Linked DNA regions of Homo sapiens: region 2 is linked to region 1. A link is a contact called in ENCODE Hi-C or POLR2A ChIA-PET data. All regions are on one chromosome and are shown on one strand. Each heading gives the region's core, a stretch centred on a gene start or an enhancer-like site at or near the end of the contact. The rest is flanking DNA. Distances are from core to core; before and after follow the strand shown.

Region 1 (3,197 bases), core at 184-2,683:
TGGGAGGCCGAGGCGGGAGGACCACGAGGTCAGGAGATTGAGACCATCCTGGCTAGCACAGCGAAACCCGAAACCCTGTCTTTACTAAAAACACAAAAAATTAGCCGGGCTTGGTGGTGGGTGCCTGTAGTTCCAGCTACTCAGGAGGCTGAGGCAGGAGAATGGCATGAACCTGGGAGGCGGAGCTTGCAGTGAGCTGAGGTCGTGCCACTGCACTCCAGCTTGGGCTACAGAGCGAGACTCCGTCTCAAAAAAACAAACAAACAAAAAACAAAAAAGAATGATAAATTCTGATTCATGCACCACCATGGATGAACCTTAAGGACATTATGCTAAGTGAAATGAGCCAGACACAAAGGCTAATACTGTACGATTCTGCTTATATGAGGCTCCTAGAGTAGTCAAAGTTGCAGAGATAGAGGTAAAATAGAAGTTACCAGGGGTCGGGGAAAGGGGGGATGGGGGAGTTTTTGGTTGATAAGTACAGCATTTCTGTTTGGGGTGATGAAAAAGTTCTGGAGATGCATGGCAGTGATGGCTGTGGAACATTGTGAATGTCCCTCGGTGCCACTGAACTGTACACTTAAACATGATTAAAATGGTAAATTTTATGTTATATACATTTTACCACAGTAAAAAAAAATTTTACAGATAAAATTATTCAGGATTCCAAGCTGGTGACAGCAGAGCATTAAACCAAGCACAGGGTTTTCTGCTTGTGCGGCCCACCACGGCACAGGTCGCATGCTTGTGAAGACACCTGCCTGTACCTGGCATTGGGGACAGCAGCAAATCAGACCTGGCCCTGCCAGCAAGGAGCTGGAAATGGAACCAAACCCCGAGACTCTTCCTGACACTGGCCGGGCAGGAAGAGCTCCTGACCAGTGTTTCCTGACCTGGGTTCTAAGCACAGAAAATGCTGGAATTTTCGCATGTAGCCTAACTTTTGTGAAACACTCTTTCCTGACACATGACATTTCATATAGGTGAGGCAACTTTTGGTATTCTTTTAAAATAGAATTGCAGAATCCTGGGTAAATCAAGGGTTCCATCTCGGAGCTAGGTCTCATCATCACTTTCACCTTTCTGATGTTCCCTCCCGTTAAGATGAGAATCAAACAAGAAAATGCCACATCATGGTTCCTAGATGAGCATCAGGTCAATACAAATAGAAGCCACTGAGATCAGAGTGCAAATGGCACTGAGAGGTGGTCCTGGGGTGCCACAACTTTGACAGGGTGACAACTACTGTTGACTGAGAATGTGGGAGGAGGTGAGTCAGACGGAGAAATCACCGATAAAGAACAATGCTCAATTGTCCGCTGACGCCTCCCTTCTGATAACATCTCACTCTCGAAAAGGCTCAGAGTTTCTCTTTGCAAATTACTAAGGAAAAGGAAGAACCTCTCCACTTCTGGGCAATTTTCCCATCTCTCCTTATAAACAAAAATGTGGTCACTGCCAGCCCGCCCTTCTCCTGCATCCCACACTGTGCTGTGCCCTCACGAAGCCTAGAGTGACCGCAAGACGGGGCAACCCCCGGGGGCTGCCTTTGAGCCACGGCTGTGAGAGAGGGTAGAGCCACATTTCAAGTTCTCGCTCCTCTGTTGTGTTTCCCAGACCTTCTTTTTTAATGTGTGAAAGCTTCCCTTAAATCCTTTAGGAAAACTGGCAGTACATAAAAAACAAAAACAAAAAGTCAAGAGTAGAACAATGATAGCTCTTGTCTCAAATAACTAAATGCAGAAATAAACAAGTTCTTCCCATAGCCTAGCCACTGATGGTGTGTCAGAATAAAAATGAGGACCTGGGAGTTCTTCAGTCAAATTGCTTTCGTCAAATTATGTGCCCTTTGAGATCCTTCTTGTCTCAAAAAGGGATAATCCTATTTCCCAGAGGTGTTTGGACACCAAATGAAATTTGCCGTAGAAAGTCTAAAAACCCCATTGGACCCACCTTTACCTAACATTGGGATCCGAGAACACCTGATGACAGCTCATCCCACACCACAGAACTGAAGGTCAGCGGCTGGTTGTGTACAGGGAGCCAGGAAGGCTTTCCTGCAAAGCTATATTTTACTCAGAATATATCTATGCCTGTTTCCCTTCCAGGTCTCCCAGCAAGGTAAGTTTATCCTGTGATGTCCAGTTCCGGCCCCATGGTTTGGCAAGTGCTACCTTAAAGAAAGGCCAGGGCTGAGCACCATGGCCTTATTGTCTTTGCTGCAATTTACTTTAAAATGCTTTGGTATAAACAGTATGATGTACCTGTGTGAAATTAGCTTATACATTTACTTGCTCAGAATAGGTGATACATTCACATGGTAAAACCATCAAAACAATATGAACTGTATTACAGTGAAAAGTCTTGTTTCTACTCCTACCCCTATTGGCCCTATTTCGAATCCTCTTTCCTACCCTGATCCCCAGAGGTAACTTACTAGTTTCCTGCGTATCTGTCCAGCAAATACAAATGCAAATACAAATGCAAACCCTTATTTCCCTCCAGCTCCATAGAATGCAAATTATTTCCTCAGATGTCTGCACCTTGATCTTTCCCTGAACCCTATATCTTGGGGTGGGGGCAGGTGTTTCTCCACCAGTTCCTGGAAAGCTTCCTTATTTGCTTACTTCAGTAGCACACTGTTCCATTGTGTGATTGCACCAAATTTTCCTTATGGAGTCTCACGAAGGTGGGCATTTTGGTTGTTTCTAGTTGTAAGATGACTTAAATCAACATCCCGAGAGTGGCTAGTTAGCATTTAAAGCACTAACCACTTGATTTCAAAATTTAAGTCACAGGGCTCCAGAATTATCATACAAGATGATAGAAGTAATTTCTAAATTTTCACTGGTGAAATGAATGCTGATCAACGTGGTTAGCTAGAAAGATGTTACAATACCCACCACCCATGAAAACAAGGTCTAAGAAGCTAGCCAGCCCAGCAACCCAGCCCCTCTGGAGTGCAGCCTAGAGTGTGAAATCCATCTGGTTTGGGTCTGCCACTTCATGGCGGTGGGGCAGGGGCGGTCTGCCCCTGACTCACCATCATGATATTATTCCACCCCCTCTGAGTGTACATCTGATGCAAGGGACTTGATGCATGTTTGTGAGTGGGAACATCCCTGACTTTGGAAGAACAGGTCACTTGATTGCTTTCATGTAGAATTTGGTCTAATACTTGTGTAGGGAATGAA
Region 2 (3,197 bases), core at 219-2,718, 100 kb after region 1:
TGGGTACTGGGCTTCATACCTGGGTGATAAAATCATCTGTACAACAAACCCCTGGGACAAGAGTTCACCAATACAACAAACCTTCACATGTACAAAAAAGAGGTCAAGAGAATTGTCTTGACCTCTGTCAAGAATCTATCTAGAAGGATGAACATTGGCCCTACCCACAGGCATCTTGGCACCTCACTGAGAGCAGTGTTGGTCCTGAGGAGAAGGACAAGCCAGACAGCTGTGAGTTAAGGCAGGAATGAGAGGTAAGGTAGTGTGGAAAGGGCAAGTTTAGAAAACACCTTCCAGAAGGTATGAGAAACAGAAAGGTAGCAACATAGGGCTGTGAAGGCAAGGCAGCGGGAAGGAAGTTTATTTATTCATTTTTTTAAATGAATGAGGTTTGAAAATGTTAAATGCAGATAGAAAAAGCTAGCCCAGAGGGGAGGTGTTAAAGATATATGGGAGACAACGTTTGGTGGGATGAGCAGGTTGTGGAATCCAGGGCACAGTTAGCAGGGAAGGGTCTTTCTCTTTGGCGAAGGCCTATTTCAAATCAAGGAGAATGTCTAAGGCATCACAGGGGTGACAGACTTGCAGTCCCTTGGGCAACTGCCTTCCAAGGCATGTAGCCAGCCCCAGGAAGCATCGGATCTGGCCCATGACATAGCAGCTTCTCTCCAGAGGGACTGCTCGAGCTCTAGGAGGATGCATTCTTCTCACAGCTCAGACTGATGAATTCATGCCTTCAGGCTACCAGCTCATGGAGGCAAAAACATGGATCTCCATGGAAATGCACAACTGGCTTGGTGTGGCTCTGCAGATGCCCTCGGCTGGTGCAGGCACCCACAACAGATTTCTGGGACTCTCCCAACAATACCCTAAACCCCTGTCACACGCGTTGGTACCTCCCTAGTACTAGCTATCGCATTCCACCACAGATCACAGCCATCCAAGTGGCTCTGTTCATTGTTCTTTACCGTAAGTTCCTTAAGAGCAAAAACCTGATGGTTTTGATTTTTGTATCTTTGTTCAAAATTGCTCTCTGTGTGAAACGGATTGTATTTTGGCTGAATTCTACCATCCTCGTTCCAACATTTTGGCTCAGCCACCACTCAGAGATGGCCCCAGGAAGCCACCACCCCCTGCCCTGGCACTGGCCTGCTTCACAGGAGTGTTTTAACAAGATGATGGCTAGGGATTTCTAACCCAACCTACCCCACTCCCAGCAGCCAGATACGAAAGGAGAACTCCAGATTTTCAACCCTTTCCAGCTCAGCTGCCTCCCTTCCAAAAAAGAACTTCTGGGAGTTTGTGCGATCCCAAGTCTGCAGCTTCCATTGTCCAGCACAGGACTCCCTGGCCTATCCCCTTTATTAATTCAACCTCCAGGAGTGCTCCGAAGAGATGGCCACATTCCAATCACGTCGTAACTGGGGAAACAATAAAATGCCTGACTGGCTATAAACTGTCGCAGAGATAAAGGCCAGTTCCTGATCATTCCCCAACAATGGCCTTCTGGAGGGACTGGGAGTGCAGTCCCAGGAACACTTGGTTTGCTCACTCAGCAGAAATTAGAAAAACATTGCCAGCAATTTCTTTTTTTTTTTTCTTTGAGACAAGGTCCCGCTCTCACTCGGGCTGGAGTGCAGTGGCACAGTCATAGTTCACTGCAGCTTCGAATTCCTGGGCTCAGGCAATCTTCCTGTCTTGGCCTCCCAAAGCACTAGAATTACAGGCATGAACCACTGCACCCAGCCCCACATTGCCAGCTTTGAAGCCCCAACTGGCTCTAGCTCAGGGAAGAATGGGCAAGAGACACAAGGCAACAGATGGTGCTGCCAAGCTGGAGGGCCCCCAAATTGAGCAGAAAGCACCCTACACCCACAAACACCCCACACCCCTTGCAAGCCAGTGTGGTCTGCTTTAGCAGATATCAGGTAGGAAGAGTCCAGCTGGTCTGTAATCAAAAGAGTCAACTCTTACATCAGAACAGCATGTGCCAGCTCCTCAGGCCCTTCCACATTTTTATTTCATTTGATCCTCAAAACAAGCTAGGAAAAGTATTATCGTTCCCATTTCATAGATGAGAAAACTGAGACCGGGGTAGCTGAAGCATGCATGGATCTCAAGTAGCAGAACCACTCAGGTCTTCTGACTCTTTTTTTTTTTTTTTTTTTTTTTTTTTTGAGATGGAGTCTCACTCTGTTGCCCAGGCTGGAGTGCAGTGGCACGATCTTGGCTCACTGCAACTTCTGCCTCCCAGTTTCAAGCAATTCTCTGCCTCAGCCTCCCGAGTAGCTGGGGTTATAGGCACCCACCACCACGCCTGGCTAATTTTTGTATTTTTAGTAGAGATGGGGTTTCACCATCTTGGCCAGGCTGGTCTTGAACTCTTGACCTTGTGATCCACCTGTCTTGGCCTCCCAAAGTGCTGGGATTACAGGCTTGAGCCACCGCACCCAGCCCCTGACTCCTTAATTCACAGCTTTTTCCTAAAAAGTGCACGGCCTCCCCTTTACAGAGTGTAGTTTTTGCATCTGAAGTTATAAACAGACTCTGAAGATGCTGTAATTCTTTCATGCTCTCCAAGCCCATTTGGCAACAGTGTATCAGAAAAGGTCTCTTCCATTTCAGGATATAAGAACACTTCCTGGAACAAGCTCTGAGCAAGTCACAAAACATGCTCTCCCTGCCTGATCTGAGCCAGGTGGGGAAAAACATTGCCCTGGGATCCCCAGGCTCTCCAGCCGGCCTGATGGAGGTGGTCTGGGAATACATCCCACTGCAAAAGTAAAAGGACCCAGAGCACAGAGCTCCCTGTTCAAACAACCAATCTGAGCTTCCTTCAGAGTCAGATTGAAATGGCAAATTTCAATATAAATAATTTAGGAAACGTGAAAACCACTTTGTTTTTTCAGCTTACAATTTATCCAGCCAATCACCAAGTATGTTAGGGGCAACCCCTCTTTGCCCAGCCCAAGGCTAGGCACAGACAGAGAGGCAAATGCCTTTAGAAAACAGGCCCTTTGCAGAGCCCAGCGATGCATCATCTTCTCTTCTTTCCTGCCTGAAACTTCAAGGCTAAAGAAAAGAGAGAACAGAGTTTTATCAGAATCTCTGCTCCACCCACCAAGACTCAAAACCAGGCCTTCGTGGGTTAAGCTCTTCACGGTGCCAATTGCAGGCAGAAGCTCCTTCAATGCTTT

What was found. Hi-C counts contacts between places; a loop is a spot of excess contacts on that map. ChIA-PET counts read pairs that join two places held with the same protein, here RNA polymerase II (POLR2A). Pooled maps may share reads with other maps.
Region 2: a pooled map shows a loop between it and region 1 (1.9-fold over the local background). The contact joins two enhancer-like sites. A Hi-C loop is called at or near these places in 3 of 168 maps with a recorded cell type or tissue (DLD1, endothelial cell of hepatic sinusoid and psoas muscle) and 3 of 50 pooled maps. POLR2A ChIA-PET finds 5 or more read pairs at or near these places in 3 of 52 experiments (HEK293T, WTC11 and endothelial cell of umbilical vein).

The regions. Positions count from the first base shown.
Region 1 is chr18:49,722,052-49,725,248 of GRCh38, reverse strand. The region is part of intron 3 of LOC105372112 (a long non-coding RNA gene); the gene reads right to left. Among named protein-coding and RNA genes, the nearest start is that of ACAA2, 90 kb to the left of the region's middle. RefSeq lists an enhancer at 720-1,919. Within about 2 kb of position 1,433, at least 10 of the 41 ENCODE cell types and tissues checked have a DNase peak (open chromatin) inside an H3K27ac peak, as active enhancers do.
Region 2 is chr18:49,617,527-49,620,723 of GRCh38, reverse strand. All of the region lies in intron 1 of LOC105372112 (a long non-coding RNA gene), which reads right to left. Among named protein-coding and RNA genes, the nearest start is that of LIPG, 57 kb to the right of the region's middle. Within about 2 kb of position 1,468, at least 4 of the 41 ENCODE cell types and tissues checked have a DNase peak (open chromatin) inside an H3K27ac peak, as active enhancers do.